Regions from separate parts of the Homo sapiens genome. Here region 1 is linked to region 2. The links are chromatin contacts, found by Hi-C or POLR2A ChIA-PET in ENCODE. All regions are on one chromosome and are shown on one strand. Each heading gives the region's core, a stretch centred on a gene start or an enhancer-like site at or near the end of the contact. The rest is flanking DNA. Distances are from core to core; before and after follow the strand shown.

The links. Hi-C counts contacts between places; a loop is a spot of excess contacts on that map. ChIA-PET counts read pairs that join two places held with the same protein, here RNA polymerase II (POLR2A).
Region 1: a map of sigmoid colon shows a loop between it and region 2 (4-fold over the local background). The contact joins the enhancer-like site here to the promoter of IPP in region 2. A Hi-C loop is called at or near these places in 1 of 168 maps with a recorded cell type or tissue (sigmoid colon). POLR2A ChIA-PET finds 5 or more read pairs at or near these places in 1 of 52 experiments (WTC11).

The regions. Positions count from the first base shown.
Region 1 is chr1:45,970,107-45,976,569 of GRCh38, forward strand. All of the region lies in intron 5 of MAST2 (microtubule associated serine/threonine kinase 2), which reads left to right. Among named protein-coding and RNA genes, the nearest start is that of PIK3R3, 160 kb to the right of the region's middle. RefSeq lists a silencer at 5,455-5,574. Within about 2 kb of position 5,010, at least 3 of the 41 ENCODE cell types and tissues checked have a DNase peak (open chromatin) inside an H3K27ac peak, as active enhancers do.
Region 2 is chr1:45,746,598-45,752,847 of GRCh38, forward strand. It overlaps IPP (intracisternal A particle-promoted polypeptide), which reads right to left and starts at 4,056. Exons shown (of 9, transcript NM_005897.3): 1 at 4,000-4,056. It overlaps LOC105378693 (a long non-coding RNA gene), which reads left to right and starts at 4,352. Exons shown (of 3, transcript XR_947290.2): 1 at 4,352-4,651. RefSeq lists a silencer at 3,897-4,166.

The DNA of each region.
Region 1 (6,463 bases), core at 3,760-6,259, 220 kb after region 2:
AGAACAGAATGCTCCGGCGCGTATCAAAACAGTTCCTTTTCCCTCCTCCTGCTGGAATCATGAGATTTTCTTCAGTAATCACTGTGAGGATCCAGTAAGGCTCCTTTGGATAAAACTTACAAAAATTTGGGAGCCCCCCCATGACTAGATCCCCCTGGAGTTTTTAACTCTCAGCATAATCCACACTGAGCTTCCAGCAATTCCTCAGTTACAGTTCAGGTCTTCCTGCCCTGGCACTGGTTGCTATGGAGGTTTCTGCTTAAGAATTTCTGCTCCTGCCGGGCACGGTGGCTCACACTTGTAATCCCAGCACTTTGGGAGGCCAAGGCAGGCGGATCACGAGGTCAGGAGTTCGAGACCATCCTGGCTAATATGGTGAAACCCTGTCTCTACTAAAAATACAAAAAAAAAATTAGCTGGGTGTGGTGGCAGCTGCCTGTAGTCCCAGCTACTCAGGAGGCTGAGGCGGGAGAACGGCTTGAACCCAGGAGGCAGAGCTTGCAGTGAGCCCAGATCGCACCACTGCACTCCAGCCTGGGCAACAGAGGAAGACTCTGTCTCAAAAAAAAAAAAAAAAAAAAAAGAATTTCTGCTCTGGTAAGTTGTACCTCACTGTGTCTGCTGTCTGTCTGTCCAGTTTTGGGGGCAGTGGTTCATCCTGTGATGTCACTTCGCTGACAGACTAAGAAGTGTTTTTTTTTTTTTTTTTCTCCTCCAGTTTGTTCAGCTTTTTACTTGTTAAAACAGAGTGGCAACTCCTAAGCTCTTTACATGCCAGGCCAGAACTGGAAGTCAGTTTATTTATTTTTATAACTTGTAGAGTATTTCATTGTATAACTGTACCACAATGTATTCATTTTCTTATTGGTGAATATTGCATCAGTCTAGGCCCAATCAGGAGACAGATAACAGACAAGCGATTTTAAAAAGTTTTAATAAAAGTAATACAAACTATGACAATAAGAGCCTAACTTCCATAGGCTACCATAGAGCTGAAGGAGAGTTCTCAAGGAAGAACTAACTTGGAAGGAGGATTCTCTAGGCTGGATTCAGGACTTGTTGTAGTTGCAGCCCACTGGATGTAGTTGCAGCCCACTGGATGGCAGAGATGTTTTCTGGTTTGCCCAGACCAAAGCTGGTCCACAGTTACTCAGCAATCAGGGAATAGCCCTCTGGAGCACAGGTGAGTCTCAGCCAGTGGTCAGGCCTAGAGAGAGAAAGTAGAGGTGCTGCTGTGAGCACTTTGTGTCCTCAGGAAGGACGTGAAAGACAAATCCTGGGGGTCGGGGTGTTGAGCAAGCAAACAGAGAGAGTCAGTGGGGACAGGCCTGGAGCACACAGTATCTTTGTAGGTAAGGCTGTGGAAAGGTGTCTGTGTGATTGGGGCAGAGCAACCCACATATCCACGTTCCCACACCACTGACTGATAATGCAGTTGCTAGAATTAGCACCAAGAGCCTGTTCTTTCTGCAGTGTGCCTCCAATACCCTCTACTGAGAAAGTTTAACATCATGCTCACTGTAGAGGATAGATGATGCTTAAAGGAATTCTCTTCTTTATCTCAGAGCAGGTATTGAAGGATTAATTTGAAGCTTAGTGGCATTAAATTGATAACCAGCATAGACATTTAGATTGTTTATACTTTTCCACTATTATAGTCATCAATGCTACAGAAACATCCTTCTTCATATTCTTTTTGTATATATGTACACAGACTTTTTCTGGCATATATATGGAGGCATGGAATTGATAAGTCTTGGAATAAACTGTATAAATTTTTAGGAGTAGGATCAATAGGTCAGGAGGCATGCATATTTTAATGTTGTTTGTTACATATCATCTAATTGATTTTACATGAGTATTCTGGAACTAAGAGTGTGCCTTCCATAAAAGCATTCAGTCCCTATCATTCAAGGTCAAGCTCAAGCCCTAGTGTCAAGCAGGAAGATCCAGCTGCCAATTCCAGGTGAGGACTCCTGCTGCATGGAAGATGACTAAGATCGTAATAATGCCAGCCGTCAGTAGGAGTCCACAGACCTCGGCCCACTGCATCTTCTTTGGGTTTGAAGCTGTCAAGGAGGACTCAACATTCAGCACACTGGTTGGAACAGCATTTCACTCACAGAAAGGACAGATACAACAAGATCAGAGTCTGTGATGTGCACCAGTGGCAAAGATCCCATTCCATCCTGTGGTGGGCAGATACACTGGTGGGGCTGGCCGTGTGCCACATGCCACACACACTTAAGCAATACAAAGAAGTTTACTCCATACCCAGAAGAGGGGAAAAGTTTCTGCTAATAAGGAAGAAGAATCTGTGGCCAAGTGACAGCTTGCCACACAGCTTCCTTATGAGGGAAAGTTTTAGACCCAGGCCACTAATTGGGTAGTCTTGGAGAGGGGTGGCAGGTCATGTGACGGCTACATCCCTTACAGCCAGTAATCCATCCCTCTTTACTCCCTGACACGTATAGACTCCTCACCTCTATCTGCATTGAATCTATTTGGGCTAATTTCATTATCCCTTACTCCTGTTTATGCCCATTGCCACAGGAACCCTCAGGTTACCCGCACCCCATCATCTACATGCTTAATTCATCTAAACCTCTGAACATTCCCTGCTCTGTCTTATCCCTCCCTGACTCTGGAAACCCTTCCAGTGTACCTTTTGGAATTCCAGTTCTTTATCAGCAAGATCTGTCTCGTAATCTGTTCTCTAAACATTCTTTCTTCTTCCTGTTCTAGTGGAATCATAGGGGAAGAGGGAGAGCTTAGAACACTGATTATCTGCAGACTACTCAAGTGTTAACCCTTTTCTCATAATCTCAAAGCATTGGGTCTAGTAGTAAGGGTAGATGTCCTCTGTTTTTTCATTATTTTCACTGTCTTCTCCCTAATCTCCCCAAACTTAGAATCTTACATATCATTAATTTGTATCATTTAGTACCTATCATTGCAGCTGTAAAACTCTTCATACATTGCAATTGTAAAAATTTTAGCTCTTGACTCCAATTACTCTCTTCAGTTCTACTCCTGTATTATTCTTTTTTTCAGTCTGTTTGTGAGCTGTAATGTGTTATTCTTGGTGGTTTCGATACACCCGTAGTTGATAACTCCAGTTCTTAAGACTTTCTGTTCTTTGAACTCCTGTCTTCCAGTGAACCTCTCCACTACCCTACCTCAATCACTTATGCCCTAGATCTGTACTTTAGACCTTGTCTCCATAATTTCAGTTTCCTTCTTCCTGCTCTCTGAGCACCACCTCTAATCTTTCTATAGCTTGTGTCATCTAGAAACCCCACCTTTGAAAAACAGTCATTTGATCCTGGGACCTTTAATCCTTGGGAACCTTCGATAACTATATTGAGATGTCTTCCAGACATCTGTGTGAATAATTCAGTATGTTTGTCTTGATTTCAAGGAAAAAATAGGGCTAGAGATACAAATGTTGGACTTTCACCATATAAAAAGATCTTAAATCTGTGTGTCTAGATGTCATCACCTAGGGAGTGAACATAGACAGAAAGGACTAAAGGTACAAGGACTGAACCCTGGGACATTCCAGTTTTCAGAGACCAAAAGAATGAGGAGAGACCCAAAAGGAAAGAGGAAAACTTAGAATATATAGTGTCCTGGAAACCACATAAAAAGAGTATTTCAGAAATAGCATGTGATCACCTGAGCCAAATGATATAGACAGATCAAGTGACATGAAGTCTGAGTATTGCCAGTGGGATGTAGCAATGTAATGTCAGTGTTGACATTGATTAGCTGTTTTGATGGAATGGTGGGGGCAAAACCTAATTGGTGAGTCAAGAAAGAAAGGGAAAAAGAAAATGGAGATAATAACTAAATAATTTGTCAAGGAGTTTTGCTGTTAGAGCAGAAATGAAATGCAAAGATGGGTAGAGAGATCAAGAGAGTTTTCTTATTTGAAAAAAGTAACAGTGTCTATGTACATACACTGATGGAAGTGATTCAACAGCAAGAGAAGATCTGATAATGCAAGAGAAAGGAGAATGGCTGGCACAGTGTCCTTCTATAGTTGAGAGGGGATGGGATCTAGTAAATAAGCAGTAGGTTAGCCTAGCTAGGAGCACAAACAGTCCTTCTCTAGGAATAGGGGAGGATGTGGGGAATACAGTGCAGATTATGGCTGGGTAGATGTGGTAAAGATAGCTTATTGAAGTTCTTCTCTGATTAGTTGAGGCCAGGTGCTGTGGCTCACGCCTGTAATCCCCACACTTCAGGAGGCCAAGGCGGGAGATCATGTCAGCCCAGTAGTTTGAGACCAGCCTAGGCAACATGGTGAAACCCCATCTCTACAAATGATACAAAAATTAGCTGGGCATGGTGTTGCATACCTGTAGTTCCAGCTACTTGGGAGGCTGAGGTGGGAGGATCATCTGAGTCTGAGGAGTTCGAGGCTGCAGTGAGCTGTGATTGCACGGAACTGTGATTGTGATTTTGAGAAAGAGCAAGACCCTGTCTCAAAAAAATATTTTTTTCTCACTAAAATGGAAAGTGAGGTGATTAGCTGAGCCTGAAGAGAGAGGATAAAGTATGATACAGTCTTTTAAAAGGATGGGAGAAAGAGTACACTAAGAAGTATGGTCTGATTTCCAGTAGTATGAAGAGCCAAAGTTAGTGATCATACACATAAAGTGAGACTAGTCAGCTTTTCTATATGACTTTCTGAAACTTCTCAGGCTAGGATTTTGGAAAGATTGTGTGAAGATACTGAAATTACTCCTGACAGAAGGCATGATAAAAAGAATGTGAGTGATACAGGAATAAAATCCTTAAAGAGTGAAGGGGATTTCCCAAAGGTTTGTATGTGACTTTTAGCAAGGAGGAGTAATGGTTGTTGTAGTCTGATGACATCATTTCAAACCTGGGTGTTTTTATGGAGAACAGAGGGAGAATGCCTGAAGATGAAATGAGCCAGCAGGATGTCTACCCCACCTCTAGGTCTAGTGGTACAAAGGGCATGTGAAATCCAACAGCCATCATTTGAGAGAGCTGCCAAGGAAGCTGCATCCACAGGGGACAGTCAAGTTGCAACCTGTTCAGGGTATGTTAAGGGCTGTACTAAATGTGTGTCCAGGGTGCTTGGGAGTACAAAAGTAAAGATTTGTAACCCAAGCTAGTCATTAAGCAAGGTGTTCTTTTTGGAGGTAGCTCATTGAATGAGGTAGAAAGCTCATTCTAAGATCCGTATGAAATAGAATTATATGATTAGGAAATTAACAGTCCACAGCATTATAGTTGCCTGGATACGATGGCTCACTCCTGTAATTCCAACACTTTGGGAGGCCAAGGTGGGAGGATCACTTGAGGTCAGGAGTTTGAGACTAGCCTAGGCAATATAGTGAGTCCCTGTCTCTCCAAAAAAAAAAAAAAAAAAAAAAAAAAGCCAGGTGTGGTAATACACACTTGTAGTCCCAGCTGCTCAGTAGGCTGAGGTGGGAGGGAGGATCGCTTGAGTACAGGAAGTCACGGCTGCAGTAAGCCGCGGTCACGCCACTGCACTGCTCTCCAGCCTGTGAAACAGAGCAAGACTCTGTCTCAAAAAAAAAAAAAAAACACAGACCATAAAAAAGTACAGATCGTTTGTTACTAGATTATAAACTGCTAATCAAATATGGATGGGTAGGCAGAAAGTCACGGAGGGCTATATGCAGTGCTAAAGGGATGAGGTATGAGGAGTCCATGGCATGGACTCTTTTTTACCTAAGATCCATGGACCCTGAGTGGTTTTACAAGTGCCATAAATCCCCTAAAATTATATTCCCAATTTTGTATATATGTTCATTTTCTTGTGGAGGCAAGATTTGCCAAAGGTGGTTTTTTAATCTAAAAACTGAATACTTTTTTTTTTTTTTTGAAACAGAATCTCTCTCTGTTGCCCAGGCTGGAGTGCAGTGGTGCAATTTCGGCTCACCGCAACCTCCACCTCCTGGGTTCAAGTGATTCTTGTGCCTTAGCCTCCCAAGTAGCTGGGACTGCAGGTGTGCACCACCACACCCAGCAAATTTTTTTTTATTTTTAGTAGAGACGGGGTATCACCATGTTGGCCAGGCTGCTTTTGAACTCCTGACCTCAGGTGATCCGCCCACCTCAGCCTCCCAAATTGCTGGGATTACAGGTGTGAGCCACCACACCCGGGGAAAACTAAATACTCTTTAAGGCTTGAAGAGGCAAAGTGGTCCGGGCACAGTGAGTCACACTTGTAATCCCAACACTTTGGGAGGCTGAGGTGGGCAGATCACTTGAGGTTAGGAGGTGGAGACCAGCCTGGTCGACATGATAAAACCCCATCTCTATTAAAAATACAAAAATTATCCAGGCATAGTGGCACATGCCTGTAATCCCAGCTACTCAGGGGCCACAACATGTGAGAAGAATGCAAGGAAAACTCTGGAAACATTAAAATCACATTGTTCTAGTGGTGATTACCTGT
Region 2 (6,250 bases), core at 2,806-5,305:
ACTATTTCTAATATGGTTTCAGAGAATGAAATAAGTAGGGAAGCTAAAATAATTGGAGAATGCTTCACACAAGAAATGGGACCTGCACTAGAAACTGAAAGATAAACAGTTAATATTAAGGTATGAGGAGAGGACACTTCTTGATGGAGTAAAAAAAATAATAATAAAACACAAAGACAGAAAGTTAACAAAGCACACATCACAGAGCACACATCACAGACAACAGCAACTTTCGAAAAGCAGTTGTGATCAGTCTAACTGCTTAAAATCATTCAATGTGTACACTTCCCGTAGCACACAAAGCCCTTCGGGATTCTTGTTATAATTTAAGACTCTGTTCAAATATAACTTCCTCCAGGAACCTTTCCCCATTGCTCCTCTGGAATTGTGGAAATATGTTCCCAAACTCATCTGAGTTTGTTGCTCACCCTAAGCTTATTGGTTTTACATTCTATAGCACAGGTCTACCTTATCAAATACCCTACCACCCTACTCTTAGTGCGCGCATGCGCGCGCACACGAGCGCGCGCGCGCGCTTCAGAGCTCCTTGAAACACAGCCCTTTAAAGGCAGGTACTATCTTTCATAGCTTTAGCACCAGTATATAACATATGTTAGGTTTCCAATGTTTGTGAAATGAATGAGAACAAGGAGAAATAACAACAGCTTAGGTTGGGTTTTTTTTTTAACTTTTAACTTCTCCACATATTATGTCAATGGTAACTCTCACAATAATTAAGAGGTGAGAAGAAAAGATAATCTTATCTAAAATGAGAGAAAAGGAAACTGAAGCTCAAAGTTTCCCCAAGGATACAATGTTAGTATGACAGTCTCAGTATCTGAATCCAGGCCTTCTTACTCTAAATCCAGGACTGTTCCACCATATCACACTGCATAGGAATTATTAGGCCACCGGACACGTTCTAAATTACTTTTTAAATAAAGAAACTGCTGGGCACAGTGGCTCACGCCTGTAATCCCAGCACGTTGGGATGCTGAGGCGTGAGGATCACTTGAATCCAGGAGTTCGAGACCAACCTGACCAACATGACAAAACCCCGTCTCTTCTAAAAATATAAAAATTAGCCAGGCGTGGTGGATCAGGGCTATAATCCCAGCTACTTGGGAGGCTGAGGCACAAGAATCACCTGAGCCCAGGAGATGGAGGTTGCAGTGAGCTGAGATCACACCACTGCCCTCCGCTCTCCAGCCTGGGTAACAGAGCAAGACTCTGTCTCAAAAAAAAAAAAAAAAAAAAAAAAAAAAAAAAACCATGAGATCCTGTAATATAAGACATATGGAATAGCACAGGGAAATTTAAGATGACTAAGATTTTGTAATTTAGGTATCAATGACAATGGGTAATAAGACTTATAGTGTGGGCTGATGTTAGAAAAAAAATGGTTACGTTTATAGCATTTAAACTTATCAAAGTCAAAATAACAAGGCTGATTATCATCACTTTCTAGGAATTAACTTATTGAGAAATTTGATTGAGAGATTCGAAGGTAGCTGCTAAAACTTCATATCACCATCTACAGAATATCAACATATTACATATAACTAGCATATAATAGCAAGAAGTGTTTGAGGTGATGAATATGGTAATTACCCTGATTTGATAATTATACATTATATACATGTATCAAAATATCACACTGTACCTCATAAATGTAAATATAAAACAATTATTATGTGCCAATTTAAAAAATATCTATTTTGGGGGACAGGGTCTCACTCTGTCACCCAAATTGAAGTGAAAAATAAATTTTTTAAAGAGGGTGAAAGGGGCTGGGCACAGTGGCTCATACCTGTAAGCCCAGATTTTTAGGAGGCTGAGGCAGGCAGATCGCTTGAGTCCAGGAGTTTGAGACCAGTCTGGGCAACATGGCTAAACCCTGTCTCTACTAAAAATACAAAAAAATTAGCCAGGCATGATAGCACAGGCCTGTAGTCCCAGCTACTCAGGGGAGGCTGAGGTGGGAGGACCACCTGAGCCAGGGAAGTCCAGGCTGCAGTGAGCTGAGATGGTGCCACTGCACTCCAGCCTGGACAACAGAGCAAGACCGTGTCTCAACAACAACAACAACAAAAAGCAGGTGCGGTGACTCACGCCTTTAATCCCAGCACTTTGGAAGGCTGAGGCGGGTGGATCACCAGAGGTCAGGCGTTCAGGACCAGCCTGGCCAACATGGTGACCCCATCTCTACTAAAAAATACAAAAAATTACCCAGTCATGGTGGTGGGCGCCTGTAATCCCAGTGACGTGGGCGGCTGAGGCAGGAGAATCGCTTGAACCTGGGAGGCAGAGGTTGCAGTGAGTGGAGATGGAGCCACTGCATTCCAGCCTGGGCAACAGAGAGACTCCGTCTCAAAAAAAAAAAAGGAAAAAAAGGGGGTGGGGGCGGAGAAACCATGTATTTGGCCCTACACAGAAATGTGACCTGGAACTATTATCAACATGACATGACTGTCAGGCCTTTTCTGTTTTACATTTCTGTCAGCACATTTTGAACCCTAGTGGTTTAATTACAAGGTACCTCCTCTGTCCCCTACTTCAAGGCATCAAGCACAGCCACTGAGCTAAAATGCTGCCTCCTGCTACAAGAAAGAGTTGACTGAATATCCATTCGGGTGGCAGACAACAGAAATACTAGTCTGTTACCATGCTTCTCAGTAACTGCTGATACCATCCCACTGTCAGTGGAGTAGGAACGTCATCCCAAAAGGTGGCATGTGGAGTGACCATATTTCCAAAGGAAAAGAGCACAATTCTGTGACGTTGCATGCCTCACGTGCCCCAAACTTGAAAAGCAGATTGTTGACTGGGCAAGGTGGCTCACACCTATAACCCCAGCACTTTGGGATGTCCTGTCGGGAGGATCGCTTGATTTTTTGTTTTTTTTTTTTGTTTTGTTTTTGTTTTTTGTTTTTTTTTTTTTGAGACGGAGTCTCGCTCTGTCGCCCAGGCTGGAGTGCAGTGGCACGATCTCGGCTCACTGCAAGCTCCGCCTCCCGGGTTCACGCCATTCTCCTGCCTCAGCCTCCCGAGCAGCTGGGACTACAGGCGCCCGCCACCACGCCCGGCTAATTTTTTGCATTTTTAGTAGAGACGGGGTTTCACCGTGTTAGCCAGGATGGTCTCGATCTCCTGACCTCGTGATCCGCCCGCCTCGGCCTCCCAAAGTGCTGGGATTACAGGCGTGAGCCACCGCGCCCGGCCAGGGAGGATCGCTTGAGTCCTAGAGTTCAAGACCAGCCTGGGCAATACAGCGAGCCCCCCGCCGCAAAAAAAATTGTTTTAACATTAGCTGGCTGTGATGGGGCAAGCCTGTACTTCCGGCTACTTGGGAGGCTGAGGTGAGAGGATCGCTAGAGCCTGAGAAGTCGAGGCTGCAGTGAGTTGTGATCGCACCACTGCATTCCAGCCTAGGAGAAGGGGCGAGACTGTCTCAAAAAAAAAAGCAGATTATTAGGAAACGGTAGAAATGCCCAGAGGAACTAAAGCGGACCTATGTTTGCTGGCTTTGAATTCACTGCTGGGAACATGTGGAAACTGCTTCAGCAAAGGGGTGTCAGAAAGAATCCCCGGAACAAGTGTCAAAACACCCGTGGTTCTTTGTGCTTGAGTTGGGGGCCCGGCCTAGAGAGCTAGCCCTAAACTGCTGCTACACTAAAAGCTAATAATCGTTCCTGCGCTACCTAAAGGTCAGGGAAGGGATCTCAGACAAACGAGGCGACAACAGAGGGACTGGGGACACAGCCTCAGGATTCCCCAGTTGGGGCGGGGGAGGCAGGAGCGGTCCGGACGAGAAGGTCTGGGGAGGGCGACACTTAGACTGTCGGAGGAAGGCCTGCGGCGGCAGAAGGAAAGACAAGGAAATACACAGTTCTAGAGGCTTCTCTCACTCCAGTCCTCAGGGGTCCGGAAAGCCGGAGGGAGTAGAAGAGGAAGTTCCCAACCCCGTCACAGACGCGCCCGAACGCAGGCCCTCCTTACCCGCCGCTTCCCCTTCCCTCCGGCGCCCGCTCAGGCCCTGCGCGCGCAGTCGCGACCAGCCCCGGCCGGAGAGGGCGGGGGAAACCTGGCGGGGGTGACGAGGCGGGAGTGACTGGGCCGTACAGTTCCCCGAGAACTGGAGGCGAAGCCGGGCGGTGGGAAGGGACTTCGGACGCTTCGCGGGCCCTGGGTTTTCACTGCGCGTGCGCGAGGTTCTTCCGCTCGCGGGAGACTGGGCCGCTGGCGCCTCTCAGTGCCCACTGATGGGGCCCAGGGCTTGGGCTTGCTTCCCCAAGGATCAACAGCTTAGCTGCAAGCCTCTGCTTCTGCCTGCTGGGGCCGGCTGGCTCGCCCTTTCCATTCCGCTTGCACTCTGATTCTTGTGGTGTCCCAAGAAGGCCGCGGATCTCAGTTAAGCAGAGACGAGCCGAACACCTGGCACGGTCCTTCTCTACTGTTCTCTCGAATCGTTTTCTGAGTGCATGACTGAGCCTGGCACTGAAGGGATACTTATTTTGGGGAAGGAAGAACTCAAAAGTCCAGTTTTTTTCACTGTTGACCCTCATGTGTCACATTAGTGGCTTTCAAACTGTTTTGATCCCAGCCTACGGTGAACAAAAATATTTTACATCAAACTCAATACCACATACTTGTGAGTATATATATAGAAGTATATATCTAACATAAAATCTCATTTCTTTATTTTTATTTTTATTTTTTATTTTTTGAGACGGAATTTCGCTCTTGTTGCCCAGGCTAGAATGAATGCAATGGCCGGATCTCGGCTCACCGCAACCTCCGCCTCCTGGGTTCAAGCGATTCTCCTGCCTCAGCCTCTCAAGTAGCTGGGATTGCAGGCATGCGCCACCATGCCCGGCTAATTTTGTATTTTTAGTACAGACTGAGTTTCTCCATGTTGGTCAGGCTGGTCTCAAACTCCCCACCTCAGGTGATCCGCCCGACTCGGCCTCCCAAAGTGTATTTCTTTCTCTTTTTATGAGACAGGGCCTGGCTTTGTCGCCCAGGCTGGAGTGCAGTGGTGCCATCTCGGCTCACTGCAGCCTCGACTTCCTGGGCTCTGGTAGTCCTCCCACCTCAGCCTCCTGAGTAGCTGGGACTACAGGCCTGTGCCACCACCGCCAGGCTAATTTTTTGTATTTTTAGTAGAGACAAGATTTCGCCATGTTGACCAGGCTGGTCTCCAACTCCTGGGCTCGAGTGATCCGCCCGCCTCGGCCTCCCAAAGTGCTGGGAGGTGTGAGCCACTGTGCCTGGCCTGAAACAAAATCTTCACAAAACTATGTTTACACTTACGACCCGCAGTGCACTAAATTTTTATTTCTTCTTTTCTACTTCATTACCAAAAACTGCTAACAGGGACCTATTGTCAGCAAACATTGTCAAAGACTTGGAAATGAGGAAAAGAGAATTCTGTGTGCCCTTTCAGTGTAAGGCTGGACGGATTTGCATCCATAGGGAGCTCTGACTTTCTATTGACTAAAGTATTTCACCAGAAAACTGGTAGTACTTAAAATAATTCTTGCCCGTCTGTAGAAAAGATACACCAAAACATTGTTTTATTGACCTGTAGCATATTAAGCCATTTTTACCCTTCTCAGCAAATTCATTTAAACATTCCTGATTCTTAGCAAATTCATGCTACATTCCTAAATATCTTACTGGCTCCCTTATAAGTTAATGAGATAAATAAAATATTTGATACTTTTTTTTTATATTTGTAAGAGAGTCATGGTTTTACTCTTCAGAAAATTATACTTCAGCACTACTAAAATCAATTTCATGACTTACTCTGGATTACACTTGTGAAAGTTAAGCATACAGATTGGGCCATTCTTCTCATACCCACCGAAAATGGTGGGAGGGGAAACACTGAGGGCACATTTCATTGCTCAAAGAATGTAATTCTCTGCAACCCTGTCTGCTGAAACTGCCTGTTGTAACCTGAAACCAGTTTTACCCAATAGCTATTGAAACAAACTGCCATGACTCAAAGACTAGTTTGGTTTTTTGGTGGTTTTTGTTGTTGTTGTTGGTTGTTGTTTTGTTTTTGACAGGGTCTCTCTCCCTGTCACCCAGGCTGAAGTGCAGTGGTGTGATTGGGGCGGGGCTCACTGCAGCCTTGACTTCCTGGGCTCAATCAATCCTCCCACTTTAGCTTCCCAAATAGTTGGAACTACAGCTGCATACCAGCAAGCCCAGTTAATTTTTGTCTTTTTTGTAGAGACAGGGT